7 separate regions of the Mus musculus genome follow, and all the other regions are linked to region 1. The links are chromatin loops, found by intact Hi-C in ENCODE. Cell type or tissue: left cerebral cortex. All regions are shown on one strand. Each heading gives the region's core, and the rest is flanking DNA. Links, peaks and the distances in the headings are about the cores only. Region 1 has its middle 39 kb from the start of Gm30365. Region 2 overlaps Gm30246 (a long non-coding RNA gene). Region 3 overlaps 4930431P22Rik (RIKEN cDNA 4930431P22 gene). Region 4 overlaps Tsc22d1 (TSC22 domain family, member 1). Region 5 holds the start of Gm30246 (a long non-coding RNA gene). Region 6 has its middle 90 kb from the start of Lacc1. Region 7 has its middle 55 kb from the start of 1700108F19Rik.

The links. Peaks named below come from ENCODE experiments on the same cell type or tissue, not always from the same donor. Only the 100,000 strongest peaks of a DNase experiment are listed, where the experiment ranks them.
Region 2: it touches region 1 in a loop (3-fold over the local background); 10 of 42 quality-filtered maps call a loop at or near these places.
Region 3: a loop joins it to region 1, with 4 times the contacts of the local background. A loop is called at or near these places in 14 of 42 quality-filtered maps.
Region 4: it touches region 1 in a loop (7-fold over the local background); 38 of 42 quality-filtered maps call a loop at or near these places.
Region 5: a loop joins it to region 1, with 3 times the contacts of the local background. A loop is called at or near these places in 9 of 42 quality-filtered maps.
Region 6: it touches region 1 in a loop (2.2-fold over the local background); 8 of 42 quality-filtered maps call a loop at or near these places.
Region 7: it touches region 1 in a loop (2.3-fold over the local background); 6 of 42 quality-filtered maps call a loop at or near these places.

The regions. Positions count from the first base shown.
Region 1 is chr14:76,874,472-76,878,925 of GRCm38, reverse strand. No RefSeq gene overlaps it. Among named protein-coding and RNA genes, the nearest start is that of Gm30365, 39 kb to the right of the region's middle. In left cerebral cortex, for the core only: a CTCF peak has its summit at 2,745 (motif pointing right); DNase peaks (open chromatin) are centred at 2,727, 3,722 and 4,152; H3K27ac peaks cover 1,032 bases.
Region 2 is chr14:76,816,947-76,821,400 of GRCm38, reverse strand. The region is part of intron 1 of Gm30246 (a long non-coding RNA gene); the gene reads right to left. Among named protein-coding and RNA genes, the nearest start is that of Gm30365, 19 kb to the left of the region's middle. In left cerebral cortex, for the core only: no CTCF peak of the experiment used is centred there; DNase peaks (open chromatin) are centred at 959, 1,531, 2,537 and 2,708; H3K27ac peaks cover 3,505 bases.
Region 3 is chr14:76,761,577-76,766,030 of GRCm38, reverse strand. 4930431P22Rik (RIKEN cDNA 4930431P22 gene) reads right to left here. Exons shown (of 2, transcript NR_153763.1): 2 at 3,816-4,283. Among named protein-coding and RNA genes, the nearest start is that of 4930431P22Rik, 3.7 kb to the right of the region's middle. In left cerebral cortex, for the core only: no CTCF peak of the experiment used is centred there; DNase peaks (open chromatin) are centred at 1,444, 2,464, 3,525, 4,189 and 2 more places; H3K27ac peaks cover 3,888 bases.
Region 4 is chr14:76,501,542-76,505,995 of GRCm38, reverse strand. Tsc22d1 (TSC22 domain family, member 1) reads right to left here. Exons shown (of 3, transcript NM_207652.3): 2 at 699-747. Among named protein-coding and RNA genes, the nearest start is that of 4930444M15Rik, 17 kb to the left of the region's middle. In left cerebral cortex, for the core only: CTCF peaks have their summits at 1,576 and 2,698 (motif pointing left); DNase peaks (open chromatin) are centred at 529, 985, 1,611 and 2,517; H3K4me3 peaks cover 2,441 bases; H3K27ac peaks cover 2,438 bases.
Region 5 is chr14:76,778,717-76,783,170 of GRCm38, reverse strand. Gm30246 (a long non-coding RNA gene) reads right to left here and starts at 2,460. Exons shown (of 3, transcript XR_874837.3): 1 at 2,250-2,460. In left cerebral cortex, for the core only: no CTCF peak of the experiment used is centred there; DNase peaks (open chromatin) are centred at 1,410, 1,770 and 2,443; H3K27ac peaks cover 2,597 bases.
Region 6 is chr14:76,944,628-76,949,081 of GRCm38, reverse strand. No RefSeq gene overlaps it. Among named protein-coding and RNA genes, the nearest start is that of Lacc1, 90 kb to the left of the region's middle. In left cerebral cortex, for the core only: no CTCF peak of the experiment used is centred there; a DNase peak (open chromatin) is centred at 1,888.
Region 7 is chr14:76,620,185-76,624,638 of GRCm38, reverse strand. No RefSeq gene overlaps it. Among named protein-coding and RNA genes, the nearest start is that of 1700108F19Rik, 55 kb to the left of the region's middle. In left cerebral cortex, for the core only: no CTCF peak of the experiment used is centred there; DNase peaks (open chromatin) are centred at 1,530 and 1,859; H3K27ac peaks cover 1,607 bases.

The DNA.
Region 1 (4,454 bases), core at 345-4,344:
AATGATGCAGACTGGTACCCAACTGGCTTTCCCCTTTATCAACAGCCCAGCCCAGTGCTAGTGAAATGGTGCACGTCTCCATTCCAGCTGAGTCTTTCTAACTCAGTTAAACCAGAAATGCCTTCATAAGCATGCTCAGAGGTTTGTCTCACTCCTCATTTTAAAATCCTTTATGTTTGCAATCAAGATTAATCATTCTACATTCATAAGTCTGCATAATGTACCCCTAAAATTTCAGAGGTATTTTAAACTATAACACATTATAACCCCCTCTATTGATTACCCCAAACTACTACATCTTTCAAATGAAATCACTGCTTACCCAGGGGATGTGTATATGTGTGTATGTATCTATATCTATAGATACAGATACTCATTCATTCTTAGAGCTGGTAAATTTGGCTCAATAAATGTGCACATTATTTTCTGCTTGCGTTCATGCTGCCCAACCTTTTGTTAGTCCCGTGTCTATCACCAGCATAATCACTGGGCCCTGGCACTAAAGGTCAAACACCCTATGTCACCAGCTGTGACCCACAGTCCCATCTTGTTGCTGAGCAGATTTCTAAGGAATGATTTTGATGTTTTATTTATTAAAACTGGAAACAGGGACAGGATAAGCTATTGTTTGGGTTCCTATCTCTCAGTGCCTGTGTTTGGCTTTCACTCATTTGTAATTCTTCATCTCTCAAGTGTTATGCTTTATTATTTAGGAATATTTTAATTACTATCTTATCAACTTCAATAAAACAAAAGTTTATCCAATATTGAGAAATGCCTAGTGGCTTCAGGCCACTCTAATTAAAGATCAAAGCATATCACTTATGGGCCAAATACTGCTTGAGATCCCTTGTGGACACTCAACAACAACAACAACAACAAAGAAAAAACAAGAAACAAGAAACTAAACAACACAATTTTTTTGGTTTTTTTTTTGGTTTTTTGTTTTTTGTTTTTTTTTTTTTTTTTTTTTTGGAGTCAACTAAGAAAATGCATTGGCTTTTCATATTGCCATGTGGCTGAGAATCTGGGGGAGGGCATGGGGGTGAGGGAAATGCTGTAGAGAAACCACTACAAAGCATAGAGGCTATAATTTTAAAGTCTATTTTTGACCAACAGAAATTTTCATGTTGTTTAGAAAAGCATCCCATATCAAGGTAGTCAAAATATCCCATTGATTATTATAATCAGCAATGTTAAACATGGAGTTCACACCCCCTCTTTAAGCCTAGGTTATTTCTGACCGAATGTGCACTTGAGCTATGGCCAAGAGGATGCTAAGTGAAGGAGTCAGGAAGCAGGGATGGAATTTCCGGGGCCCCATTGAAGTGTAGCAGCTATATCACCACTTTTTTTTTTTTACTATCCATGAGTAATGATTCTGGAATTTGACGATGTACCTTCATCAAATTTCAATGTCTCTGTAAAATCAAAGGGCATATGGCAGTGGACCAAACCAAGAGCTCCGAGTTATTCTTAACACAAACAGCATGTCCTTTGCCCTGTAGTGTTTTCAGCCAAACTCATGCTGCATACACAATACTCACAGAATATACGGGATAGTTAGCAGCCATGAGGTTGCCTGCATGAACTAGCTGTCTCTGCTTTATGAGTTTGGGAAGGAGATGGGAATTCAGGTTTGGTTACCCATGGGACATTTCACCAAGCTTACTCAAGCTCACTTGAGAAGGGCTAACCCTTTCCCCAAACTGGTAACAGGTTGGATATTACATATCACACAATAATAAATTTGATAAAAAGGTGGGTGTGCACAGGGATAATTTTCTCATAAAGAGATCCTTCAGAATTGTAGAATGCTCACTGAACATGTCCAAGGTCCTAAATCTAATGAGAGGGGGGCGAGAGGGGGAGAGAGAGAGAGAGAGAGAGAGAGAGAGAGAGAGAGAGAGAGAGAGAGAGAGAGAGAGATTGACTTTACAGTAGTTTAAGGAATACTAATGTGCTCAATTTTTTTCTCCTCTTAATGCAAAATATTCTCTCCCCTTGTTCTTGTCTTTCCTTCCCACCCACCCCCATATTACTTAGAAAAGCATCTGTAGTCAGGGGTGCAATGTCATTAGACCCCCTACTAAAGTGAGTGAAAGTCACCCTTTTTGTAGCTCTAATGTTGGAACCCTTTTCTCCCTTGATTTTCTGTGTTTGTGTGTGTTGGTGTTAAGGTGTATGAAGACTGAATGTGTGCAGGGTTATATGGGGGAGCCAGAGGGCAGTCTGGAGAGTCTGCTACCCAGGTGCCATCCACCTTTACATAATACAAGGGGTTTTATTTGTTTTGTTTTGTTTTGTTTTGTTTTTGATATAGGGTGCCTTCCTGGCCTAGAAGGCACCAAGCATGCTAGGTTGGCTGATCATCGAGCCTCTGGGAGCCACTTGTCTCTCTTCCCCCACACTAGTAGGCATCTAAGCCACTATGCTGAGCTATTTTTTTTAACGGGTTTTAGGTATTAAAGTCAGGGCCCTCTTTGTAAGGCAAGCATTTTACTGACTGTTCTGTTAACCCAGACAAGAGGCTGTCGATTCCATAACCGGTCATAGTCTTCCTAGGAACCGAATGGACCGGTTATTCCCTAGAGTAGGACATTTGATTGTGTGCCTTCCTGGGCACCGTTTGATGAATAACACCCCCTAAACACTTGCTGATAGACGCACTTACAGGTCCCATAAAGGAAAAACTACGTGTCTATTATTTAATCCCCATCCCTTCCTCATTTGTCCACCAGATGGCAGAACAGGGGCCAGGATAGAAGCTAAAATATTTTTGATTTGCTAATGTAGTAAGTATGAAGTTACATTAAAAGCAGGAAATAAGCACCTAAATGTAAACCTATGACTTAATGTCCATTATATTGGCAGCATGAAAATATATTGCAAAAAAACCAAGATGGTGGAAAACTTAGGTACTAAGTAAGTTAAAAGTTCAACAATGAATTGAAGGGCCTGGATATACTGTTACTCTTGTGCAATGGGCAGAGGGGACAGGAAAGTACTTAATGAAGGTTCTTTCCCGAGCCTACTTTTGAACCTGAAACTAGAAATAGAAAATGGTCTCTTTTCTTCATGCTGTGACAGCCCTGGGCCTGGCAAGTGTGACATTCTCTACCTATATGCAAAGTTAATTTTGAAACAAGCCCTTTAAGTTCAACTCAAGGGCAGCTAAAGTATATAAAGAAATATTGAGTTGGGGCTCTGGGGATCATTGCCCAACATAAAGGCGAGTCTGTGTGCTCACAGCTGGTAAATGTTTAACACAGTCCGTGTTATTAAGCATTGCCCAAGTTTATTTAGCAACCTCTTAAACAAACAGGGGTGATGCTTTATTATTCTCATCTAAATGGATTTAAAGTGGAGGGCACAAAGAAGATAGGCTGGCTTGTTGATATTCTCATCGGTGTGTCTTCTTCACATGTGGATATAAAGCTTTGCTCCTGGATTTGCAGAGGTTATCGTCAGAGAGACATGGCCATGAAGCTGTACCTTACAGAGGAAGGGCCAAGTGGAGTGAGATGGTTTTGAGAATATGTATATCAGGCAATAACCCACACGAGAGAAATGGAAAGTGAATTTTATGACAGCGGTTGTAGGACATTTTAATCCTCATCTTGAGGTGCACACCGAGTCATAGCTATTTGCTTAGCCACTCTACTCTCTAAGGCCCTGGCTTTAACCTTTTCTGGTCACCATGGCAACAAGGACACAAATACAAAGGCCATAGCACTCTCCAGCACTGTGAGGAAGAATTTCCCACTGTATACACAGTACGTATAGTTGACCTAAGCATAGCAGGAAGAATGTGGTGTAATTTTAAACACAGTAAATTGAGTCATAAAATGGAAGTGGATGCAGCTAGGAAAATGTTACCAACAAAGGAAGGGAAATAGTGCTGTGTTGCCGTTCCCACTAAAGCCCACAGTGCCCTCCCTCTTCTCCTTGCCTGATATAAGGAGAACCATGAAAACAAAGCATCCAAGCTTTGATTTTGCTTTTTTTTTTTCCCCTTAAGGCCCAGACCTAAAATAAATGATTCATTTCTAGGCCAACCATAAACGAGTGATCTGAGATGCTGATCTTGAAAGCACTTCATCATTTCCAATCACTGGCTGAAACAGGCTCTGCTAAAAATCCTGTGGTTCACTCCGCATTTCCAGAGAAGCAGCCAAGCTCTGGTACGGCTCTGACCTGATTCCTGGACGAGGCTGTCTGAACGAAGCATCTGTAGAAAGAAAGGTTGGAGCTGACTGTGGAAGGAATTATGGAGCCGTCCCTTGTGTTCAGTCCTATGCACTAAATAATACTGGGAGAACTTGAAAAAGGATATGGGGATAACAAGATTCAAGCAGCTTCCCTGGGCAGGAATGAAGAGCCACAGAAGAAATTCAAAGTTTAAAAAGACTAGACAAAAAACCAAAAAAACAAAAAACAAAAACAAAAACAAA
Region 2 (4,454 bases), core at 354-4,353, 58 kb after region 1:
CTGAACTCAACTCTAGCCTCTCCAGCCACATGCAGTATAAGCTAAAGAGAGATGTGCCCATACATTTCTGACTGAAGGGCTTTGGGAGGGATGTGCTGGGATGTTTTAGATGGAGGAAAGGATCTTTGGCGGTTTAGATGACCTTACATTAAAAGGTCTGGTCCCCAGTGTGACCACACTTAGGGGTGCAGCTGTGGGGAAGGAGACCAGATAATGAAGGATCAGCCTTCATCGGGGACAGGATTCAGGGAGTGACGGAAACATGAGCAGATCGGGAGCTAATATCCTGAGACTCCACCTCCACCCCACAAATCCACCGGAACAAAGGGAGGAGAACTCCTGACAAGACCCTGGACCTTTTGATGTCTCCTGCTGTCCAACAGAGCAGAGCTCTAGTGGGATGACGTAGGCCCCTTCCGTGTCCTAGGTGGAGATGGCTTCCCTCTGTGATCTCCGTGAGGGTCTAACGGAGCAACTTAACAATTCTACCTACCAGTTCTCATGTTCCTTGGCAAAGCCTATCTCAAAGGCTTCACAAAAATTGACTTGGAGTGGTGATGGAATTAAGGAGAGAAGAAATGTTGCTTGTTAGGTGACTAGAAGCTGGATTTTCACAGTTCCGGGAACATACGGAAAGATGAGGGAGAAGGGGAGAACTCCCAAATTAGGAAGCTTGCAGTGGGTCATGCTATTATTTACTTATTCACCCATCCATTCATTCACCTGTTCATTTATTCCCTGGGTCTCTACCTTCACAGAAACTGCGAAAGAAGGGAGACTGTCATCGTGGTTCCCCAACTGGTGTCACGATAGAGAACTGATTTTCTGGGCAAGTGGCTGGAGTGTAGCAGGAAGAAGATGGAGCAGTCAGTCCTGAGTGGGTTTACACTGGCTCGCCCTGTGGCTCCCTGAGTCTGCGCTGAGGCTCATCACAGACGTTTCTGAGAAGGGGGATGGAGGGCCTCATTTCCTCACTGGCCTATGTGGATGACAAGTTTTGACATTAGGGCCTTTCAGTGAGATGCCTGTTTTCAAGGAGGGCTGGAAGCTTTTGTTCAAGTCTCTTCTGGAGTAAGCCTTGAGTTATTCTGCTCAGAGCACCTCACCTAATCATTACTGGCAACTATTCAGGTGTGATTCTAGTGCCTTTATGCACGCACGCACACACACACACACACACACACACACACACAGAGAGAGAGAGAGAGAGAGAGAGAGAGAGAGAGAGAGAGAGAGAGAGAGATGAGGCTCAGAGATCTGCAGTCAGCAGCCCAAGATGCTATGTGTTGGTACAAGGGTGGAAACGCAGCCGCTGGCTCCAGAGCCTGTTTGTTTGCCCTGTCACGACAGTTAGTGCTCCACGGAATGCTTACCCAGGGGGAAAGGATACCTTTAGCAAGCGCTTTGTGCTCTGTTGGCCTCATCTGACTCCTCTTATTTTTTGGTGCTGACACCACTTGCCTCCCACCCTGCAGCTGCCTCTTTCTGGCTCATGCCTTCTTGGGAAAACTTGGCAGGCCTCTGGAATTGGATGTTTCTGCTGGGGCGAAAATATCCGCGTTAGGAACTCAGCTCACGCAGATTAAGCCCTTTGTCCTGAATGTCCAGAAGGAAGTCCAAGTCTCTGAAGAGGTACTGGAGCTCAGCCAGGGTGACCTTTTGTCAGGGAACACCCCTTTATGGACACAAGGGACAGACAGACTGTTCGCTGCTCCTTGGCTGAAGCTGCCCAGTTGCTTAAAAAAAGAAAAAAGAAAAAAGAAAAGAAAAGAAAAAAACCTTCCCCACTCTCCACTCCTGAAACTCCTATAAGGTATTTGGTAAGTCTCAAGTTAGAAATGACTCCTCTAGGACAGCTACCCTCCTGGTCCCGTCCTGGTGGCCTCAGACCCCTGCCTGGGCCCCTACCACATACATTTTCTCTTTCAGTATGCTTACCCTTTAGGCTACTTCCCTACTCTAACTTGTGTACTTCCAGGAGAAGAAAACATGAAGAGTCTCCGGTACTGTAAACTTTAAAGGTCACTTAATTTGATGTGTATTGGTGATTTGCATGCATGTGTGTACACAGTGTGCACGCCCGGTGCCCACTGAGGTCAGCAGAGGATGCTGAAGCCCCTAAAACTGGAGTTACAGATGGCTATGAAGCATCACGTGAGCGCTGGGAGCCAAACCCAAGTCTTCTGCAAGAACAGCCGGTGCTCTTTAGCATTGAGACCCCTATCCAGTCCCCACGATGTTATAAACTTTTAACAAGGGTGGAGTATATAATGAATGGATATGTCCAGTCTAGGTTTTTGTTGAGGAGTTTAAAATAGTAGAGTTTCCATCTGGAACACAGAGAGGATCAGGCACCTCCTATCCTAGTTTCTAGAACATTCCCACGCCCCCTCATTAGACCTCAAAGATGAACCTCTTCATAGCTAGTACAGAAACACCTTGGGAGGGGCATCTTTTTCTTTGAAGGGGGAAGCTTTAGAGGCAGTCATACCCTGGATCTGTGCCCGTGCTTCAGGCTAGGAGCTGGTGGGTTGCAGCAGAGAGGAAGGAATCCCATTCAATAACATTTCTTTCAGGCAGTTGTGTCTAAGGATGTGCACAGTTGGTGAACCAGGACTCAGGGCACTCACTCCCACTCCATGGTGTGTGCACTTGTGTGATCTTGAGTTCTTTCAGACGTATGGTTTAGAGGTAGCCTGGGAAACTGTGCCAGCTCTGAGCAGACACAGCACAGCAGATGAGAAACACTGAAGACAGAAGTCCCTCTCCCTGCAGCAGCGTGACAGTGCAGAGGGTGACAGAGTATGCATGAAGCTGCCTTCCCCCGTGCCCTGCTGAGCAAACATCTGCTCTGTGCCACTCCTGGGGTTAGGCTGAGTCAGGAGCTACGGTAACCCTCAACACCGTATTCCAACTCTTGGGCTATTACCTTTCGGAACTCTCCTGTGCAGGTCACCTCCACACTACAACGCTCTTAGCGGTGGTGATGCAACTTCTCACAGCTCCCGGGTCCCCATGGAGTGCCACTGCCCTTTCTGTGAGCTCTTCCTGTTTACATTTCACTGGAGAACACACTATGCAGAATGTGAAGTGGCTTGGAGCTGGGACTGGTGGCTGGGCAGGCTGAAGGCTGAGGTCCTTGCTTCTGCTTGAATGTGGGTTCTTTGTTCTCCGTGGCCCCATTTTCTTCACTTGAGCAAAGCCCTCACCTTGTAGGCTAATGTAGGGACAGAAGCTACGGTTATCCACCTAAACTGCATACCAGAGTTATCCAAGGAGTCTTAAAAGACTCATTCTCAGGCCCCATTCAGGAATCATTTAATTTAGAGTCTTGAAGAGTGAGTCTAGGCGCTGACATTTTAAAACTCCCCAGGTAACTATAGGCATACTCTAAAAAGTACATTTGTCTCATGTCCAGCGATACTCTACACCATCTGGAAGACACTCTGCTTTCAAAATCTAAAGCCCCACTAATGAATGATGCTGATGTTATTCTTGCTGGTATTCTATTATATTAATCTTCTTCTGAGAAAGGATGCTACTGGATTGAAACACCCCAAACTGAGTATCACAGCACCTGCAAGTGATTACAGCTGCCTGGAGGCTGCTCAGTGGAATGACCTTCAACAGCAAGTCCTGAGGACTCCAGCTCCTTACATGCATGCCTGCACTCCTTCACATCCTTGGGGCATGACCTCTTATGGGCACACTTTATGCAACCTGAGCTTGTGCCAATGGAAACACTTCCAGTTGAAGCTCGGTGTCTTCATTTCCAGTACTGAGGGCCTCCTGGGAGGCAGCAGTCGGCTCTTGCATCCCAAGTTACCTTTGCTCTACAGTAAATAGATGAGTCAGAGCTGGTCCCAGCAGGTCAGCTAACCGGCAGTCCTGAGCAATTGTGTCTGGTGGCTTAGGCCATGGGGACAATGCCCTTGGTGCCAATGAGAGAGTCATAAAGTTGAGCAAATTACTCTTTATAGCTGTCTTAGTTTGCTTATGTCTTGATAACAGGGACTGGGTTGGGCTGTGCAATGAGTTTAATTAAGGTCAAAGGAGACTGAAGAGCCCTTCAGTATCCCAGGCAACAGGGATAATTAGAGCGAGAGGTAGCTCTTAAGCTCTACTTCAAGCGGCCATGCCCTTCTTTCTCCCAACTGTGCTCTGAATGCTGACAGCAGGAGGAGCCACTGGAGAGTAGCCCTTCTATGTATCATGATGCAGGAGACTCCAAGGCAGGGATTTACACATCTCTCAAATCTATATACCTCTCATAGAAGGGCCAGAATCATTAGACGACAACAGTTGAATGCCCAGCGGCCACCACCTACTACCAAGATCCATCCAAAGTAGTTGGAATGATCCATCTAACATCACATCAGTTCACTTCACTGCCTGACTTAAAACCCTTTGGTAACTGCCCCTTACCCTTTAATATGGCCTCCAAGCCTATGTTT
Region 3 (4,454 bases), core at 225-4,224, 110 kb after region 1:
ATAGCTCTGGTTGGCATTCTCCCAAATTTTTCTGGAGCTTTAACCTTGACTGTTTATATTCTGTGATGATCTCTCCAACCCCCCAACACACTCCCACCCCTAACCCCACCCCAGGCTCTCCTTTCTGAAGATCACACTCATATGACTTAAAAGTGTATGACTTAAAAGTGACATAAACAAATTAAAATTCATCATAAAAGTGAATCCCCATTTCACAGGCAAGAACCGTGAGGCTGAAGGGCTTTCAGTAGGACTTGGAACACCCAGGTCTCCGCGCATCCAGCAAAGTTCTCTTGTACTGCCTCTGCTCAAAGAAACTGAAGGTTTCATCCCAAGCTAGCACACAGCAGAGAACAAAGACTAGAAACCAGACAAGTACTTGAAGACAAAAGATCATTTCCCTCTCCCTCAGTCGGGAGCCTTAAAGAGAGGAGGTATCAACCACACATTGGCTTGGTTTGCACGCTGCCTCCAATTCAAACTGGATAGAGTGACAAATGGCTTTGGTGCCTCTCAAAGCCTTATAGGTGGCAATGGCCACTCCTCTGTGTAGTTACCCTCTGTGAGTGACTTTTCCTTCTCTCCCACCCCCCTACCCTCTGTTTGCTCCCTCCTCCCTTCCTTTCCCTCCTGTTGACTTTTTCTCTCTCCCTACAATCAGTTCCAGGCGCTGCTTAGCATCTGCTACTCTGGCTCCATCTAGAAAGCTTTCTTCCTCCTCTGCGCCTTGGCTGGTTGGAACCCAGCCTCCAGTGTGGACAGCCAGGCCCAGTCTTTCTCTGTGTTTCTCTGTGTGTGGACTGCTGCATTCCGCACCAGAAGTCAGGTGGGCCGCGCCAGCACTTCACTTGTGGGTCATAATCAAGACAGGCCCAGCAGAGAGAGATTATTGTTCCTCTTTATACTTTAAGCAGAAAACCGAACCAGACATTTCAGCTTTGGCCAGCCCCCACAGAAGGACTGAAAATGGTGGCTGGACTGCTTGCACACTTGTCTCAGAGAGAACAGAATGAGGACGAGTGGGGGGTGGGGGAACAACAGCACTGTTTTGGGGTTTTTGTTTTGTTTTTCTAGGATGGGCAGGAAAACCTCTGCCCAGCTCAGCACCCCCGCCCCGCCGCGCCCCCCTGCCCCAGCCCCGCCCCCCACCCCAGCCCTGCCCCCGCAGTGGTTCAGGGTTACCGAAGACTGGCCCACAGGAGAAAAAGACAGAAGTGCTCAAAGTCAAGGCAGAGAGTGTGATCTTCAGAAAGGAAGCCCCAGTGGTCTCTGGGTGGAACATATGACTGGGATTCTCAGATCTGAAGGGACAGGGAGCCAGCACAAGAGGGAGGTGTCGGAAGTGCGAAATCAGCTGAATACTCACTGTGTTTAAAATGTCAAGAACAAGACAGGGAGGAAAGGGGAGGGGGAGGGTGCCTTTTGGTTTGTGGGAGGCAGGTTACAAAATGCTCGAAACACGCATTCTTGTGTCTGCCTGTTACAAGTTCAATCTGCAGGCCGCTGGGAGCCAGGGAACAGAGGAGCTTGAGCGCAGCCCACTGAGCTCTGCCTCCACCTTCTTGGGCTCTGGAGGAGTCTCCCTCCCACTACTGCATCAAGAGCTTGTTAGAACATCAGACACACCCAATGCAAGCGAGATCTCAAAGAGCCGGCTAAAAGGCTGCATGGCATTGTGAAGTGCTCAGGAAAGTGGAAGTCTCTTAGTTTAGTTTAGTGGCCTTTCTCTTAGTTTTGCTTCTAAAATGTGACTCTGGGGATGGGGTGGGGGGGTGTAGGGAGAAAGCAACTGAGGCTCAGTCCCACAAGAAACACCCCCACCCCCACCTCCATCCCCAGAGATCCAGGCAAACTCATCCGTAAGGTATTGATCATCAGAAAAGCAGAATACATTTTACCTGTAGCATCCCTCACTGGCACATCATTAACTCAGGGTGCATCCTGCGTTAAAGGGGCTCAGCACACACCTGTATAGGCCAGAGAGCACTGCCTGACTGCATGCAGAAGTGTCCATGAAGCTGCTCATGAGATCCAGAGGGCTCTGCTCCAATAGATCAATTTGTCCCAGCCATCACAGTTGAGACTGTTCCCCTCTCTCCTGTCTCGGTGTGAGTGTATGCGTGTGCAAGCATGTGCGTGTGTGCACAAGAGCAGGTGCACAATTCAGACAACTTCTTTCATTTGTACTCCCCAACTACAGCCTTAAACCTTGAACCCCTGGTGACTTCAGCCATACTGGGCAAGGCAACTTAGCTTTGTCACAGGAACAAGTGGAAAGAGCCTCCGGATGTCTAACCGCTCTGGTGTAAATCCTTGCCAGCTTCCTACCCTGCCCATTGGCTGCTCGAGCTTAAGCCAGAATGAAGAGGAAAAGGGACAATTGCAAGCTATGCAGCAGAATTCAGGAATTTTTGAAGTGTCTGGTGTCAAGTTGAAGATGATGCTGAAATAGTTAACGAACCTTCCAGAAATGTTCTTTCCCTCTAACACTGAGTTTGTATACCCAGAAGCACTTGCACCCCTAAGGGATGTTCCTTCCAGAGCCTTCTCCTGGCCACCCATGGACTCAGGCATTAGTTTCAGATCCTAAGACAGGAATCTTTCTCGTCACTTTTCAAAGCTCTGCTTTCTCTCCCTCACTGGTTCTTGTTATTTGGGAGACGTTGGGTCACCCTGTCTGTCACTCTGTCCACAGAACATCCTCTAGTCTAAGAGACACTAGACCTTTGTTTACAATAGGCGGGTCAGAAGGAGTGGGGGGGGGGGGTGGCGGGACCAGATCACTCTGAAGCACACAAGAAATCCATTTGCCCACAGAGCAGGCTTTCCCACTTCTGAATGTGTGCTGGCCCCGCTAGTCTCGGGCAAGCAACAGTTTCTGGACTTGCTATACACAGCAGTGACTGTAGCAATACATCTTCCCTAAAATATTAGTAAAGAATGAGAAGGGTATCCGCCATGTGGTTAGTATGTGTCACTGATGTCTTCAGAGACGCAAGTGGTTAGCCATCCGTCTCCAGCCAAACCAGGCGTGCTCTCATGAGGAGGGAGGACGGAAAGATAAAGACAGTGCCCGAGGCTTCAACGACTGCCTGATCTACTCAAGGTTGTCACAGTGGTAACAATAGCCATTGTAGTGTGCACTGCAGGCCCAGGGGAGGCCCATGGGGTTGCCTAGCCCGTCTATACAGAAACAGAAAGAAAATCTCTCATCACCTAGTTAGATAAAATAAAGGCAAAGCGCATTGGTATATAGGCCCATTGCTGGTGGGGGCTTGGGGGAGATGCCACACTTCTCTCAGGATAAATCCCCACATCAACCTAAAGAGCAGTCAGGGAGAGAAGCCACTTCCCTCTCTATCTTCTGAGCCAAATGCTAGCCTCCTGCGGGAACAGGGCTGTTCTTGGCTCTTATCTGTCAACACGGGGGCGAGGGATCCAAACAGGATGCCCGAGGAAAGAATCTAGAAGAACTTCAAAAGGCGAAGACACAGCAACAATAAAAAAAAGGGAACAGGGCCAGGAACAAAGACTAAATGTACCGGGGTAGGTAGCACCTTCGTTCATAAAAATAGGGATGAGTGGATGTCCCAAGTGGAGCTGGGTCTTTGACAGCATTCCAGGACTGAGAAGATGGGCCCTGCCCAGTGGGAGCCAGGGTGTCCCCTGAAGGCCCAGGCCCCAGCTCTCTGCCATCTTGCTTGAATCCTGAAGGATTTACCCAAGTCAGCGGGCCTTCATTTTGCAAGACGAAGGCTCTTCCTTTGAACAGCCTAGAACAGACGTGCAGAAATTGGCTGAAGAGAATATTCTCTGAGCTCCACCTTTAATCACACTGAAACTGCCTCCAGGGCATTGTGGCATCAAGTTTGACAAACCACAGCATAATCTGGCAAAGGAAACCAATAATTGTCCAATACCAGGCCACCACTGTTCCTTGTAGGGTAAAACTCCCGATCAGTCTGAAACACCAGTTATCCTCAGCTCTTCAAACCTAATCCCCTCAAGCTCCTTGATCCACAGAACTTGCGTAAAGATACTTAGGCTCCACGCTTGCTAGAGCAAAGTCAGAGGACACACCACCCCTCCAGCCAACGGCAACACTGTGTGAATCACAAGGCAGTCATGGCCACTCTGCCTCAATTTTGCGATCCTTGAGTCATAGAAGACTCATCTCTTCGAATGTCCGTCATTCACGCAAGCGTCTTTCTCCAGGTGGCCCGGGGCGGTTTCCAAGCTGCTGGCTCATCCCCTGTCATGTCACTTGAAAGGAGAACAAAAGGCTGGAAAACAGGAAGGTCATTTTTTTTAAAAATGGGGAAACTGAGGCTCCAAGAAGCCCTAGAGTGAAATGTGTAGACATTTCTGAGTCAGACATGCTCAAAGAACCAAAACAAGTTCTAACTCCTAAATGGACTATTTTCTTGGTTAATTTTATAAAGCTTTTATGACAA
Region 4 (4,454 bases), core at 227-4,226, 370 kb after region 1:
CTCCCCCCAGCCCCCCCTTGATTAAGCTGACATCACAGAAACCTGGGCAGACGTCGTAGCCAATGGGAGCCCGAGTTATTTATAGCTCTGAATTAAAGGTTCAGAGTTTGCCTAGCAACAGTGGGCAGAGAATCCCGTGAGAAGAGCCACAGGCGCTGCTCCAATAACAAAGAACGACCAAGGCGGAAATAAAAAATCGGAGAAATCCAGGCGCAGGCCGAGAAAGACAAAACTTTTCTCCCATTCCCCTCCTTTGTGCGGCCGCAGCACCACTGGAGAGGGTCTGGTGGGGTCTAGGGACCCCTTCTCCAGCTGCCCTCAGTGGAGGGGGACACCCTCCCTTCCAGCTCCCCAGTAAAATCTCAGGGTTCCCAGTAAAGCCACACTGCTGAAGGTGCTCCCAAGACCAGCAACGAGGAGGCTGGGCCACTGCCTTATCCCGACACGGAGTGAATGGGTCCAGAGCAGGGCCGCTCACAACCTGGGGCCCTTCTCCTTCCCTGGCAGTCGTGTGGGGATGTGGCTTCTCTCCACGCTGGCAGGGGAGAGAGAACGAGCTAGCGCTGGCATTTCTGACTGTATGAAGAGCAATCAGCACCGTCTGGATTTAGCTAAGGGATGCACTAGTCGTTTCCAAGACATGTCGGTTTTTGTGCAGCGCCCACATTGAGTACAAGTAATTTTAAATCAGTACATACCATAGCTTGCTCTATTTTGTTGTCGATAGCTACCACACTTGCACCAGAGCTGGAAGAGAGAATAAAAAAAGAGAGATCATCGATAAATGGAATTGATCTTTAACATCCAGGATAAGGACAGATCTCTGAATTCGAATGACGTTACTAGCATCCTATTTTGAGTATTCTTAAACGCTCCAAAATGCATCAGACTCCAGAAAATACCAGCCATACTCTATCCAGGCATTTCCCTATTTTAAGGAGCCACAAAGGACTAAATTACATAATGGAAGAAAGCCTGTTCTCGAGCCAGATCTACGAAAATAAGGATCTTCTGGCCATTTCAAAAAGCAACATCTATGTCACAGTAACCCTAGGCATGGACAAAGGAATTCGCATGGCTATCCTGTACCTGTAATACCGCAAGTCAATTTTACTCCGAGTCAATTTAAACCAACTATCCCAGCTGACATTTACCTATTGTCAAGTCTCACGGAAGCGTTTTCGGTTCCCAGCAAAGACGACAAGAAAGAAATGGAAAAATGTCTCAGTTGGTAAACTCCTAGATCCATCGCCACTGGTCTACACCATTGGGATTTCATGCAATTGCAGCCAAATTAAAAAAACAGCCCCGTGGAAAAAAAAGAGAGAGGGCGGGAGGGAGCAAGCTCCAGCAGCCTGGTTCAAACTAGATAAAACCGCCTAGCTGTCTGCAGCTCAGGGCGTGAGAACGGTGGTGCTGGCTCGAGTGACCCGGCGCGTCTGCAGCAGCTCGGTCCTACTCGGCTGCCGGCTCCACTCCTCTAGAGGAGGCCGCCCGGCCCCAGCGCCACATATAGGCGGGGAGGCGCCGCGCCGATTGGCCGCGCCATAGGCCCGCCCCGCGCTCCCGGGCTGCAGTCCCTCCCGGTGCCCGCGGCGCCGGCGGAGCGGGGAGGGGAGGAGAGGGAGGGGGTTGGGCGCCACCTCCTCCAAGGCTCGCTCGCGTCAGGGTTCCCGAAAGCTCCCGGTGCCCGCACGCTTACGTCTAAGGGAGTAAGACCCCGTCTCCAAAGCAGTCCCTGCGGCGGCGCTCAACCCTGCCCGCAAGCTTGCTCTTTGCAACCAGACCCAGCCGAGCTACTGGGCATGCCCAGTCCCACCACTAAGACTCAGGAACGCCGGCGTCTCGATTTCAATTATTGGGTTCTTACAAGAAGCACTAACGGGAGGCTACAGAGGCTGTGTTCTGTGCAAGGATAATAATCCTGCTGCAGGAATTCCTTTTTCATGCTAATGAAATTCATAGGAATATTACATTTGCCTTTTTGGTGGGAGATAGCTCCACATAAAGCTTATCAGTTATGTACAAAAAAACCAATATTGTATTTTTCTTTGGTAGGCAAATAAACGAGTCAAAGGAATCTACAAGATGAAATGCAGGGAACCTTCCCCAAACGGCCCCGGAGTTGTAAGCCTTAAAATCTCATTACCCTAACTGCATCAGTAATTATGTCTTCTTCCATTTATTGCTAGAAAAAAAAATCAATCTACAGGTCCAATCCCAAACAGATCTATTTTCTGCTAGTCCCTAGGGCCAAGGGTTCTTGAAGTGAGATCGCAATTCCGCCAAGACGCAATGCTCCGTCTTCTTAAATCGGAGAGATTGATACGTCAAGGACGTTTTCCAAAAAGCATGCAATTCCTTAATATGTAGCCTTTGCTCATTTGCAGTGTGGCCTGAACCAGTAAAAATGTGGAGAGAATCTAATGGTGGTTAAAAATAGTTCACCAGTCAAGAGATGCTGAAGGCGCTCTTCACCTAACAGTCACAGCGAGCAGATTAATGCCATCAAATCATGGTCCTTAGATAAGAGTTAACCCGGAGCAAAATCAACTCTAATAATTTAAATATCTGTGAAGATGCATCAATGAGGATTAACATACTATAAAACTAAGGGCAGACGTCTGATTACAGGTTATATACAGTCGGCAGTATGGTCGAGGAAAATTTAACCTCTGCAATACTACCCTCTAGTGGCAAAAGACTACAATAACAAAATAAGTACCAACAGTTTGGGACCTCTCCATAGGCAAGTGGTACTCAAATAATTCCAAAATAAAATCTGACTATGATACATAAATACACACTCTTACACTCACGTGAAGAGTGAACCCCTCCTCTATCAAGATGAGGCTTCCCCCTCAAGGAATAAACTTTCCTAAACTGCGGTCAGAGTCTCTTAGACAATCTCTGAAGTTTACCCAAGGCTGGAGGGGGCATATGGTTTCAGAAACTGCATTAATTCAGTTAAACGCCAAATATATTGAATACAGCACAAGAAGAGGAGAGTAATTCTCTTCTGTGTTGAAAAATGGGCGTCGTTACAAAACAATATTCTTTTTATTGTGTTTCGTGTTAGGCTTTGCTTCTGAACAAAAGTGTTAGTGTATTTGTAGTTTATGATGTGTGCTGTTTGAAGGCACCGCTCTCAGTAATGGGAAACAAAGGCGGACTGGGCAATCCTAGTGACTCGTGAAATAGGATGGAGCTCCTATGTCCACGAGTGCTAAGTGGGATTATTAGTTTCTATAATCTTAGAGTTAACATTCTAACTATCAATCTGTATCTTTTTAAATATTTTAGCTGAACACCAATTCCAGAGCAAAGACTATCACAGAAAGGTACACTGTAAATGTAAAAGAGCTAAACACAGAAATAAAGGCCGCTCAGGACATATGGAGAAATGGGGTTAAGAGTCCCAGCTGCAATGTAGAAGGATTACATGATTTTATTCTTCATGTTGTTCTTGAACATAAATAAAAGAGCTAAGTCGGTTCTGTTTCCTACCATTTTTAACTGCATGACTACCCACAGTATTAGCAACAGAAGCAAATATGAACAACCACCAATCTGTCTAATCCACTCCCCTACTGGAGAACTGGCTGGAAACAATGGAGGCTTTTCATCTCTTACACAAATGTGCTGAATTCCCTTAAAAACTTTTTATATGAACGGAAGAATAAATAATCTAAACCAAAGGCAATGGAAACAGAGGAAATCTTCGCGGGCTCTAACCACGGGGTCAGCACGTCCGAGGATGCCCCTTGAAGGTTCTCCTGTTTACCAGATAAGTATCCAGGAGTCTAAATCTAGTCTAAGTATCCATGTCTGAGACCCCAAGAGGTTGGCTGAGGTTTTAAAGAAATGCAACAGCCCTTCCCGAGAGACTCCCGAAGGTGTGGGCCATACAAGTCAGCCTCACCAAGTCTATACATACAGGGAAAGGTATAGACATTTGAAATTTGCTGTTGTGGTCCGCATGAGTGTTTGAATGGATTCTACTTCAATCACCTCTGACTCTTGGTATCAAATGTGGGGAATGAGGAGGAGAACCGAAAAGGTCTGTGAGGGGCTAAGGTGACTGGAGCACAGGAAGGGTCTGTGAGGGTCTGCCTGACGCAGAGACCCGCACACCTACAACAACCTCTTTTCCCATGGAGACACCTTGTGAAGCTATAGGAACTGCCAAGGAAGCAGGCAAGGGATGCATCTTGTAAAATTGCTCGTCTAGGTCCCACCCCACCCCACCCCACCCTTGCCCCCAATCACCTCACTTTCCCAGGTACCTAGGAAGCAGAAGTAGAATACCAAGTTTAACAAAACCACAGATTTTATGGCCAAAGAAAATGTGGTGAGCACAGAGTCAGAACTGGAGATGGGAACAGAAACAAAAATCCTACTTAGCCATTAAACATAAAAATCTTAGCCAGGTGTGGTGGCGCACGCCTTTAATC
Region 5 (4,454 bases), core at 228-4,227, 96 kb after region 1:
AATGAGTTGTATAAGTGTTGCATTCAACAATAGGACCTCACCATCAGTTTGTAGAGAACAACCAATAGCCTTGAGATTGAGAGTTCTCATAGGGCCCCTTTGGCCAACAAATCAATTAGATGTAACCCAATCTTGGCACTGGAAGCTTCATTTGCTGATGACAGAAAATCATTTGAGGCTCTGCCATCCTGATATTTAGTGGTTTCATTTAGATCGCCTTCATATATGTACGTGTTGTAGGAAGTTAATACTATATTAGAGTTTCATACTGCCTCTCAATTGTCCCATAATTTTAGCTGTCCCTTCCTGTGGTCCCTCTTTGCCCTCTCCTCCTTCTCCTAGCTATCTGATCCTCCTATTATAGACTCCCTTCATCAAACCATAACTATCTACTCAATTTCTCCTTGCTAGAGAGATCTATCCTCCCCCAGAGTCCCTTACTCTATACCTAACTTCTGTTGTTATATGGATTACAGCTTGCTTATCAAAAACTTAACAGCTGACATCACATATAAGCACATTTGTCATTCTGGGTCTGGGTTATCGCAGGATGATATTCTTCTAGTTCCATCCATTAACCTGCAAATTCTAAGATTTCATTTTGAAAACATTGCAGGATGAATTATGATTGGGGCTGGTGATGTTGCTAGCCATTTTTTTTATTCTGGATTGGCCTTGGTATTTCTGATGTTTTGTGTTTCCATATGAAAGTGAAAATTGTCCTTTCAAATTCTATGAATAGTTGTGTGGAAATTTTGATAGTGGTTGCATTAAATCTGTAAACTGCTTTTGGTAGGATGGCCACTTTTGCTATATTAATACTACCCAATCCATGAGCATAGAAGATCTTTCCATCTTCTGATGTCTACTTCAATGTCTTTCTTATGTGTCTTAAAATATTTATCATACAGATTTTCCCCATGATTGGTTAGAGTTTCCCCCGAGTTATTTCTTTCTCACTCTGCCATTTGTATATGGGAAGGCTACTGACTTTCTGTATTAATTTTGTATACTGCTCCTTTGATGGAAGTGTTTATCAGCTGTAGGAGTTCCCTGGTAGAATTTTTGGAATTACTTATATATTTATAATAATATAATCTTCAGATAAAGAGACTTTGGCCCCTTCCTATCTGCATCCCCTTGACCTCCTTCAGTTGTCTTATAGCTCTAAGACTTTTAGTACTACACTGAGTGGGTGTGGAGACAGTAGACAACCTTGTCTTGTTCTTGGTTTGAGTGGAAACGCTTTGAGCCTCTCTCCATTTAGGTTAATGTTACCAAACAGTTCTTGATTATTGTTAAGAACAGCTGTATTCATGCAGCTCTCCCTTTCTGCCCACAACGGCCCACACATTCAGTTATCTCCTGGTTTTTAGAGCTATTTTTAAAACTGCTGTACAAACAACTCGTCTCACAGAAGATGCGACTGAGGCACAGAGCTGTGAACTCACTTGGGATTCACCCCTCAGACCACATCTTACCACTAGAAACCAGAGTTTACCACTTCCTGCTGTAAAGAAGCTTGGTCTCAATCAGAGAGAAAAGTCTGATGGCTTTCTTTCTTTCTATCTTCCTTCCTTCCTTTAAGTGGCTTTTAGTTGGTGGAGAAGATGTGCCAATCTCTGTGCACAGTCAAAGGTTAATAAACCACTTGAAAATGCAGAGGACAGACAGGGTTTTGTCTCCATGGTAATAAGCTGGTAAGTGATGCCTGCAGAAGACGAGGCCTATAATTCTGCTGCTGCTGCGGCTGCTGCTGCACCTCCTGTTCTAACAACATGCATTCCTCTCTTCATGGGAACATCGGGTCACAAGAGCCAACTCATCTGCATCATCACCACGGCGTTTATCTTCCTCCCGCATCTGAGAGATAGATCTAGTGATGAACAGTCACACTGGGTTCTGGGGACTTGGAATGCTTGCAGAATCCATTTGGAATGCCTCCGATTTATTATTAAGCCCTCTGAAGCCATTTGCTTGGGGCCAGCTTTGGGGGGATGGAACATTCATTGTGTGCCACTTATTGGAGTTATAACACAGCTGATGAAGTGTGACAACACAGTATGAAAACATGGGCATAGATGGAATTGCAGGAGATTCCAGGATGGTGGGAGGGGGAGTAAGCTCTTACATTATGCCACTAATGACTGAACAAAGAACAGAAAACCGTAGAAAGAAGTTCTGTTCTGCTCCCTGCCCTCTCTCTTGCCTTTTCTTCTGATTTCATGAGTTCCCTCACCCACACTTACCTGTAAACTTTGCAGGTTCGAAGACTCATTTACAATCCCTCAGGCAGGGATCATACAGAAGGAGCAGGTGTAGAAAGCAGGTCGATGCTGATGATATAGTGTTGAGTACTTAATTCAACATGAAGGACACAGTGGTGTTAGGAAAGAGGCAGGCGGTCACGTGTTGTCTAGCAAGATTCGGTTCACTCATAAAATTGAAATTGCTTCACCAACCATGAATCATCGTCTTGTGCTCAGAGCTGCATCTAGTCTAAATCAGCTTTGCTGCTTCTAAGAGTATACATAATAGGCCCAGGAGAAAGTGGAGAACAAGCAGTAATGAACCATTTCAAGGACTTCAAGAATGCATCTTGAAATTACCAAGATGTTCACCTTGTAACCAAACCATTATACTTGGAGGATTGTATCCTAAGAAAATCATGCTAAGTGGAGGGGAATGTGTAAAAGGCCTTTATTGTTCCATAGTGCCACAGAATTAACAAAAGCTCCCAGGAAACTGGCTGCATATCCAGTGACAAAAAGTATTCTTTAAGAACATGGAACAGTATGCAGCTATAAAAATTAGTTACATGTACTTCTGGCCGTGGACCTGGAAACACAGCCACACAATTATGGAAAGGCAGCTGCAGAGTAATACATGCAACACTGTGTAATTACATTTTAAGTTGCAAGGCTTAGTGGCCCCAAATGCATTCCATCCTTATAATATCATTGAGGACTTTCAAGTGGTTCATCTGTAGATCTAGAATATAAAGCAAAAGGACGTGGGGACTGTACACTAGGTTGGTTTCCATCTAACTCTCTTTGGAGATAGGAAATGAAGTTTACATCATATTGTGGTTGTTTCCATGAGATATTCTCCATAAGGCTAGGAATTAGAATACATAGTCTCCAGTTGGCTGCTGTTTGAGTTTGGGGAGGATTAGAGGGATGACCGGATGGATGCAAGGGAGGCTGGAGGGACTTGGAAGTCTCAAAAGACCTGCCCCATTTCTAGTTAACCCTCTCTGCCCGGTTTAAGACCTAGCTCTCCATACGCTCTCTGCTGCTGTTCAAGCTGCCTGCTGCCCACTGCCCCCTCTGCCTGCTGCCTCCTCTCCACCATCATAGACTCTAAACCTCGGAACCTGTAAGACCAAAATGAACTCTTCTTTTTATAAGCTGCTTTGGTCATGGCACATTATCACAGCAATGAAAAAAAATAGCTAATAAATATGTACCCTGGTCTGCCCAACCTTCCACTGTCCTGGTAATCCTCCCAGCACAAAAATATCATAAGTCTGCAGAAAAATCTCTGAAAGTTGGGGTTCCCATGAATGGTAAGGTCAAGAGTCAGGATGTGTATGTGTGTGAGTGTGTGTGTGTTTGTGTGTATTTGCATGTATGTCTATGTATGTATGCATGTATGTGTGTGTATGTATGTATGTATGTATGTACGTATATAACCCTAGACCTATAGAATCTTGATTTCCAGAAAGTTAGTAATAGGAGATGAAGAGAGAACACATATTTAATAAGCATCTCAGATAATTTGGACACTCTTCCCTCTCTTTTAAGAACCCAATTGAAAAAAATTAAAACATACGCCCTCCTTCTACTACCAAGAAGCAATTGGTAATGATAATAGTAACAAGAGCACATACAACAAGCCAGAACACCAACCCAAGGGTATTCACCTAAGCAAGTTCATTTCATTCTTACAACATCCTACAAGGGTTGTGTTAATTATTATCCCCAGTTCATGAAATGAGAATAGATACATAGACTAAGAACCATTACACAACAAGTCATAGATCCTAGAAGAAACCTGGGAAGTCTAGCTTCACTGCTTATGTTGAGAGATGTAAGTCAGAAAATGGGAGTGGGGTCAGGCTCCAGAGTGCAAGGACATTTGCCTGTGCAGTTTCTCATGTATCCTGTTCCCCAGAGCTCATCCACAGCTGCTTGCTGGTCACCAAATGAGTTGCCTTTGAACTGGTTGTGTCACTGGAGAAACAGCTCAGAGGAGGCGTGGTCTAGCATGTCTTTCCCCCAGTTTCCCCCTGCCACGGAGACAGATTGCTTCCATAAGCAGGGAGCTGGCTGAGCTTACTGTTCATTAGATGCCTGCAAACATGAACTGAAGTCTCACAATTTCTACTGCTTTCTGACCGTTGTTCCTAACAAGTGCAGCTTTCCAGAGCTGTTGGTAAAATTAGCCTGTGC
Region 6 (4,454 bases), core at 231-4,230, 70 kb before region 1:
GCTGTGTTTAACAGTGTAGATTAAGTCCCTGCCTAAGAGACCCATCTGACTTGGCAGTGTTTCTCAAAACACAAGTGGCACTAAATTATAAATGGAGAAAGAATCAGGCCTAAAATAAACTGTCACCAGACAGGAGATAGCTCCCTTCCATCTCCCTCTTTTCTGTTTAAAACAGGGGTTTATTGTTTTGTTTTACATCTTCTTCTTAGGTGGAATGCACTGTTTTAGACTTTTTAAAAAAAGTATTTGTATCATAATTTCTAAACACTCATAAGGAGGAATGGGTCTGTTAGCTCTTTGTAGAGGACAGAACCCGATGAGATGGCTACGGCTCTGCTTTTAGTGTTCTTGTTTTGAAAAAGCTCACCACAGTCAAAGTGGATAGAGGACTTCACAATTGGAGCATGACTTGCGTTGCCTGGTTACGAGGTCCTCTCTAGGGAGTAGGTTATCAGGATATTTAGATGCACACAAAGCAAACAGGCAAAACTCATGCCGCCTGTAATTCCCCTGGTAGGTTAGGGGCAGCTTACAAGACAAGAGGCCTAGGTGGGAAAAGAAAGTTGACACAGGGTGGTGACGAGCATTTATTTCTGCTAGGTAGGATGCTCACCATCTGAGACCCCATGATGAGTTTACATAGCTCTAATCTTTGGGACTGTCCATACCTGCGTATCTGCAAAGACTTCCTGTAAAAGTTGTAAAATAAGAGGGTCTTTTGGTTTTGAAAGAAGTTAAAAAAAAAAAAAAAGGAGGCAGTTAAGTATACCTAAGGAGGGCACTATAGGTTCTTCTTGGACCATAAGAAAGGAAACAGAAGCCTCAAGTCAGGCAGAATAAAATGGAACATACCCACAGGGCAAGCCTCATGCAAGCTTCAAATACTGATGAAGGTTTTGTGAGATACTGACTGCCCTGCAGAATAGGTTATCAGTGAAAGGAGGTCCGTGATGTCATACCCTGTGATTTGGAGTACCATACCTGGATACCACCTTGAGAGAGAAACTAGAATTTGAAACCATTTAAGCCACCAGGTAGAGTGATAAAAATTTATAATCCTAATAATTGGAAGAATGAGGCAGGGGGATTACCCATTGGAGGCCTGCTAAGCTAACAGAGTAAGTTCAAGGTTAGCCCAGAATTCTGCCTCAATATAAAAAGCAGCAGTTGTCAACCTGTAAGTATTGACCCCTTTGGGGGTCTCATATTAGACATATAGATGTTTCCATTATAATTCATAACAGCAGCAAAATTACAGTTAAGAAGTAGCAATGAAATAATTTTATGGTGGGGGTGGGGGTGTGTCACCACAACATGAGAGACTATATTTAAGGGTCGCAGCATTAGGAAGGCTGAGGACCACTGATAAAAAGGCACAGGGATGGGTATGGATACAGCTCAGGGGTGACATGCTTGCCTGGCACGTGGGAAGCCCCAAGTTCAGTCCTCTATAAGACAACAATCCGAATCCAGAGGTCCTGAAAAACAGGAGCATTTGTAAGTCAGGAGGGGGTGGGGGGCTTGGATTCAATCACATCTTCAGGGTGAGAAACAGCCACAGGAGACAATTATGGAGAAGAGAGACCTGAAAGCTGGCACCGAAGCTTGCAGTTAGCAAGGAGGTTCAGCTTAGGCCATTGAATGCACAGATATCAGTTCCTACCCTCAGAGGCTGATCTCAGCGGAGAGGAATGTTGGGGTGTGGTAAGTCCAAGCCTGAGGGCCACAGAAGGTCAACTTCCAGGGCCACTTACATGCCTTGAGGCTCACAGTAGCTAAGACTAAGAACACTGGGCACCCTGCACTGCGTCATTCTGGCACACTGATTAATGCTTGCTGGGATTTAAAAAGAGAATTCTACATGCTCAGGTCTCAGTACTGTTTCTTACTTGGACCATTTTCAACATATTTTAGAGAATCTTCCTGCCCCAAGCTTGACCATTAGTCACCCCAGGGTGTCTATAAGTAGGGAATAATCAGACAAAAAGAAAAACCTTACCAGCCCACAGACTGCAAAACTGAGTGGCCAGCAGAGGCTTCTAAAGAAGGGAAAGTATTTAAATAGAACACAGAGGGAACTCAGAATCTCAAACACCTAAACAGTCTTCCAAACCATCCAATCAGGAAATGGGCAACTGAACTGATCAGAGAGTTCTCAGGGGCAAAAGTAGAAATGCTTAGTAAGTATCTGAAAAATTGCTCAACATCTTTAGCAGTCAGGAGAATGTGACCCTGTGAGAATGGCTCTATCAAGAAGGTAAGTTCTGTTCAGATGTAGAGGCAGAAACTATTATTGCTGGCAGGGATGTAAGCTGGGACAACCGCTATGAAAAATCGTTTTGAGGTTCCTCAGAAAACTAAAGAGAGCTGCCCTATAACCCAAAGCGTCGTTTCTAGAGATGTGTCCTGAGGGATCTATATTATCTTAGAGACACGATTTCTGCTGGACTGTTCACATCACCATTATACAGAACAGCTTTAATGACCATCATCACATGAGCAGGTAATGACAATGTGGTATAAGTACACAATGAAATTCCATCTCACTAGAGAGAAGAATGAAATGTCATAGAAAAAAAGATGAACTAGGTGTTCAACATGTTAAGCAAATTAAGCCAGTTCAGAAAGACAAATAGTGTGTAGTGTGTGTGTGTGTGTGTGTGTGTGTGTGTGTGTGTAAAACTGAAAGTGGAGGGGGGATTACAAATATAAAGGAAGAAGTCTAAAGGGACAGGGGGAAATGAATGAAAAGACAGAGGAAGAATAAGGCAAAGAGCTACTATATTATCCTATATACCCAGAATACAAAAGTGTGTGTATGTGTGTGTGTGCTTGTGTGTGTGTGCTTGTGTGTGTTCTATGTGTTCTATATGAAAACTAAAGGGGTACTAGTTGGGCATAGAAAAGGATGAAAGGTGAGAGAGAGGAGATATCAGGAGGGTGATATAGGATAAAAATAATCATAGCACAAAGATATACATATGTAAGAATATGTCACAATGAGACCCATTGTTTTCAATGCTAACTAAAACAATAATAAAGCTAACAATAATAGGAGGAACATGGTATCATTAACAAGACGTTTAGCATTTAGTGCAGGAAGCCTAGAAGCTTCTTTGTCATGTCAGTGGCCACCGGACGTGTCTCTAAATCAAGCAACAAGACCAAGTTTATAACGTCACTAAGAAAGATGAATTGGGTACATGTCGGAAATGAATACTAAGGTTAACTGGGCAGTGTTCCAGGGCTTCAGCTATCAGTGAACCACCTACAGAGCTGCCCCATTAGGTCTTACAATTCTTCAGAGCTGTGCTGACCCAAGTCTGTGTTGCCTGCTGCTTTACTGGTAGGACATGGGCTGGGCTGGGATTGTCCTCCAAGTGAACCCAACACAACAGGGAATTCCGCTAAAGGAGCTAATTCCCAAGGAAGGATACATCTTACACTTGGCAAAGAACAAGGAACAAGATGCCTTCTATTGATGCATCCCATTTCTCCTTGTTTTTCTGCAAGCACCCAAAGTTATAACACCCTACCCCCACTGCCAGGTGGCTTTGTGCTAGATCATGCCATCCGTTTATAGGTCAGAGACAGTGTGATTTTAAGCTCTTTGGATCTTTTTGCATCTACATCCAGCACGGCTCAGGAAAGCCTATGCTATGGTTTGCATGTGACATGTCCCTACCACGAATCCTGCCAAGGTTTGGGCAGTGTGAGACAGGGACACTCAGTGAGCAGAAGCAGAGCCTTTGTGAATGCATTACAGCCTTCTCCAGTGGCCTTGTATTTTGCCTTCATGGCACATGAAGCCCTTCCTCTTTTCACCATGACTTGAAGCAGCACAAGACCAAATAGATGCTGATGCTATGTTCTTGGATGTCCAGTCTCCAGAACTCTCCTTCAAATAAACATATATATGTGTGTGTATATATATATATATATATGTGTATATATATATATATATATATATACATATATATATATATGTGTGTGTGTGTGTGTGTGTGTGTATAATCTAGCCTCAGGTGTTCTGTTGCCACAACAGAATGCAGACTGAGCAGACAACACTTTACCTATCCAACGAACATCTATTTTTTGAATTCCACTATGTGTTTGGAAGTGAGCAAAGTGCTGAGGATGCGTGATAAGTAAGATAACCTCTGTCTACCCGAAGTTTACAACTGGTTACAAAACAGTCCCACAAAATAATGGTTTGGTTTCAGGAATGAATTTTGGTACCATTGAAAGCGTGTCATTTAAGTTCTAAGTACACGTTTTGAATTTTGTTTTCTGGAAGGTCTCTACTGTTGTTGACCTTCCAATAGGAGCCTTACTGCTATTTTAGACAAAAGAGTCTGTTGAATGTTCACCCTGCTTGACTTTGTTTAGATATTCAAAGCTTGGGGATAGTTTGGGAGCATCCCAGTTTCTGATGATAAGAGTTGTCACTTAGG
Region 7 (4,454 bases), core at 157-4,156, 250 kb after region 1:
TCCTGGGGTGGAGAATTTCTATCAGGGGCCCACAGAGCCACTCTGGGAACCTCTGAAGCAATCAGTAGTAGTAGCCTACACGGGACATGCAAAATAAAAATAAGCCAGTTGCGAGGAATTGCGAGACCAGAGCTGGGGAGATGGCTCAGTGGGCAAAGCCCTTGGCAAATGTGAGACTGAACTCAGACCTTAAAAGTACATGTAAAGCCGTGCATGAGTGGTAAAGCCGCACATGCGTGTAACCGCAGTGTTCCTGTGGCGAGAGGGGTGAAGAAGGCAGGATGATTCCCAGAAGTTCACGGGCCTGTTAGCCTGCATCAAAAGACCCCATTTCGAGCAAGGTAAAACGCAAGAACCAACACACCTGAGGTTGTCCTCTAACCTCCATCCAGCAGTGCCATGCACCCAAAAGTATACACACACACACACACACACACACACACACACACACACACACACACACACACACACACGAGAGGGTGGGAGACACTACCCCATTGTATGATGGGAGAGGAGAAACAGGCTTTCTCGCCTTAATTCCATCCCAGCTTCTATAGACGGTGTCGGGGTACCCATTCAGGAAGCCATTCAGCCTGACCACGTGTTCAGTTGCTCTGAGCACGGGGCATTTCGTGGCTGGGAAAACCAAAGCAAAATCACCGAGAGAGAGACCCAGGCTCTCGTGGGCTTACAGAAGGTGAAGTCTAGGGCCCTGGCCCTAACCTCTTTAGAACTAGGGAATTCTGCTCCTGCGCAGTAAAAGAGATCACGTGGTCTCCTTCCTCCTCTGCTTGCGACATGGGTGTTAAGAGAGTCTAGCTGCCACCCTGCAAAAAGGTGTGAGTGTTACGACATCTGGCACAGTAGAAAACATTCTTTTAAGGTGACTGTCTGCCTTGGCCACTTGAGGCAAAGAGGTAGAGGCCAGTAGTCTAGAAACTTCTAGACCCTCTTGCCCACATGGTAAACTGCTGAGCGAACCCTGATAAATTAGAGCTGTCAGCCAAAGAAATAGAATATAAAGGACGGCCTGAAGAGAAGGGGGAGGGGAAGGAGACTGTCGGTAGAGACCTTTGCTGGGGCCCACTGGTACTTGGGAGGCAGTTAGCAGAAGGAGCTGGGTTGGGGTGGGGGTGGGGATGGGAGAAGTGTTTGCCCCTCAATCGTTATTCAGAGACTCCTAAAGTCACAAAACCAGCAGAAAATGTCTCTGAAGATTTTCTCACCCACACACTAGACAACCCCTCTCTCCCTTCACTGCACCCCAGCAGTTTTCTTTAAGAAGCCTTCTATTGTGTTTTTATCAGAAGGAAAGCAACTAAAGGGTAAGTGCTCGCCTAAGGAAAATCCACAGTAGGAGAGAGTCTCCCAGGCTTGCCCCACCCGCAGCTATCCTGGCTGGATCCCTGATTCTGTCAGTTCACAGGCTCTGACATAAAAGGCAGGAAGTTAACACACTCTACACAAAGCTCCTTAGATGTCAGGAAATTAACCTGGGAAATCAGAGCCAACAGCCATTAAAGGCACTGCAGTCTGAGTTCAGAAATCAGTATGGCGTTAGATCAAAAGCTGTTTGTCGGGTATCCCAGGCTGGGCTCTGCCCAACTGCACACCCCCTAAAACGCCAGGCAACAGGGCTGCATGCCCGTGTGATGGGCGCTTTCCTGTTGCAGGGCTTAATTCTCTATCGGTTCTATAACTTTTAACCCTCTTTGCCTTAGAGGTCTGAATGCCTGCCCTTGGCAAATCTGGCCCCAGAAGAGCAGCTGGCCGGCCAGCTACTTCCTTATAAGGGAAGACAGCCAGGGGGGGGTCCAGTAAGGGGCCCCAGAAGAAACAAAGAAAAGCCTTATAAGGAGAAAGAGGGGAGGCAGCCTGAGGAGTCCAACCTTCCCAGCTAAGAAAACAAATGGCCTTGTGGAGGACAGAAGGTCAGCCCGGAGCAAACCGCAAGGCTGTGAGAATCATTATTTATGCACACAGCGATAATAACATAGCTCTGAGTCTCTGCTCTCTTATCTTTGCAATGGAGGGGTTGGGTTAGAGTAAGTGCCATGCCATCCTGCGATGTGTGAACAACTCTAACATTTACATCCACCTAAATGGTCTTGGGCTTTTCTACACCACCTCCCTTCACCTCTAGCCCATAGGATGCATGACATATAGACCCATTCTATAGAAGAGAAAAATGGAGGCACTGTAAGGGGAAAGGCGTTTGCCCAGTGTCACTTGCCAAACCCTCATTTTACTCACTCCTGGCTCCAGAGAGGGTGATAGCGACATAATACCATGTCCCTTATAAGTGCACCTTCAAACATTTGCAAGAATAAGCTCTCCATGGTACAATCTCTGGCCTTTTAGAATCAAAAGATGCAAAGGTCAGAGGGGACCCAGTTCAGGTTATGGGTCTGTCGATAAACAGCACAGGAAATGCAAACGTCGTCGCAGCGGTCTTTGGCGCTCCAAGTCCTCTTCCTAGGTGGGCAGAGGGACGGTGAGTTGCTTTAGCTAGGAGGATGCAGGCTGGCTTGTTGACATAGCTCCAGCCATCTGAGAGGAAAGAGCCTCAATAAAGAAAATGCCTCCAACAAGATCAGGCTGCAGGCAAGCCTTTGTAGGGCATTTTCTTAATTAGTGATTGAATGTGGGAGGGCCCAGCCCATTGTGGGTGGTGCCATCCCTGGACTGGTGGTCTTGGGTTCTATAAGAAAGCAGGCTGAGCAAGGAAGGCATGGAGAATAAGTCAGTAAGCAGCCCCCCTCCATGGCCTCTAAGTCAGCTCCTGCATCCAGGTTCCTGCCTGGATTGACTTCCTTCAGTGGTGACCAGTGCTGTGGAAGTGTAAGCCCAAGGACCCCTTCCCGCGAGGACTTGACTTTTGGCCATGGTGTTCTCATGGCAGCAATAGAAATCTTAACTAAGGCAAGGAGAGAGAATGGAACCCTGCTCCTTCCCTGCCTGAGTGTGGGTCCTGTGCTATGGGCCAGAGGGTCTCCACCCAGCACTGACTCAACTACAGTCACTTTGTCGGACCAAATCAGAGCAGCTTCTCCCACAGGTTGGGTTGAAACCTGGAAAATACCACAAGCCATACAACTACTGCATCTATAATTGTTCCCAGGAGAGAGAGAGAGAGAGAGAGAGAGAGAGAGAGAGAGAGAGAGAGAGAGAATATCAGTCAACAGAGAAGGCGGGGCTACAAGAAACTTGCGCATGCAATTATAGAGACCACAAGTCCTAGGCGTCACAGGCAGGATGCTGGAAGCCCAGGAGGACTGATGATAGAGTAGTGTCTGTAATTTACAGGGCTGTCAGGCTCTACAAGGAGGAGGACCAGCCTTTTTGTTATATTCAGGGTTTCAATTGATTGAGACAATATATCAGCAGGGATAAACACCCAAACACACACACACACACACACACACACACACACACACATTTCTGCTTTACTCAGTTGTGTTGGCTTTCCATTGCTAAGACGAGCACCTGTGGAAATTAACTTAAAAGAAGGTTTATTCTGTGTCATGGGTTTATAGTCAACAGTCACTTAGTCCTTCTGTGAGAGACCTGTGGTGGCAGGATATGGCATGGCAGAAGCCCGTGGCAAAGGAAGCCTGTTCAGCCCGTAGCAGCTGAAAAGCAAAGAAAGGGACTAGAAGAATCCGAGTTTCCCTTATCCTCTCCCAAGGACATTCCGCCAACGACTTAACTTTCTCTGGCTATGTCTTACCTATTGAGAGTCCAGCACTACCTCTAAGAAGCTTTAACACAGTAGCTCTTGGGAGACAGTCCGATTCTAAACTGTAGCCCTGATATGAAAACAGCCCAAAGAAACACCCCGAACAGCGTCGGTTATCAGTTTGGGCAGCCCTGGTTCAATCAAGTTGATACATAAAATGAGTGGTGACGGTCACGTAGAGAAGGGTCAAGTCAGCACAGGGACACGCCAGAATCAGAGGAGGCTGAAAGTGTCAGAGGCTGCCACCAAAGGCAACATCAAGAGAAAAGCCTAGACCATTCTCCGTGAGAGAGAGAGAAGAGGGATGGGACAGATAATTTCTGGAGCCTTTCCAGGTCCCCAAGACACCGTGCATCTTCCCAGCCCTGTCCCTAATGAAGTTCTGTGCGTGGAACTCTTTCTAACTAAGCTAGCCTGGATTAGAGCAAGGGCATCATGAATCTCCACAAATTATCAGGTAACCCCATTCTTAAAGTTTAGAAGCAGCTGTGTCCCACAGGACGAATCATCCTGGCTGTCGGGCCATCACACTGCACAACACTTGATCCTCTTCCTAGGTAACTTACTGCTATGGCGTCGACTACTTGTATGCCTGCAAACAACCAGCACAACTGAAATAAGGTGTGAGTACTAGGGACTGAAAATGGTTTGGGTTTTGTTTTGAGACAAGGTCTTAGATATACCAGGCTGGTTTCCAACTCTTCTGATCCTCCTG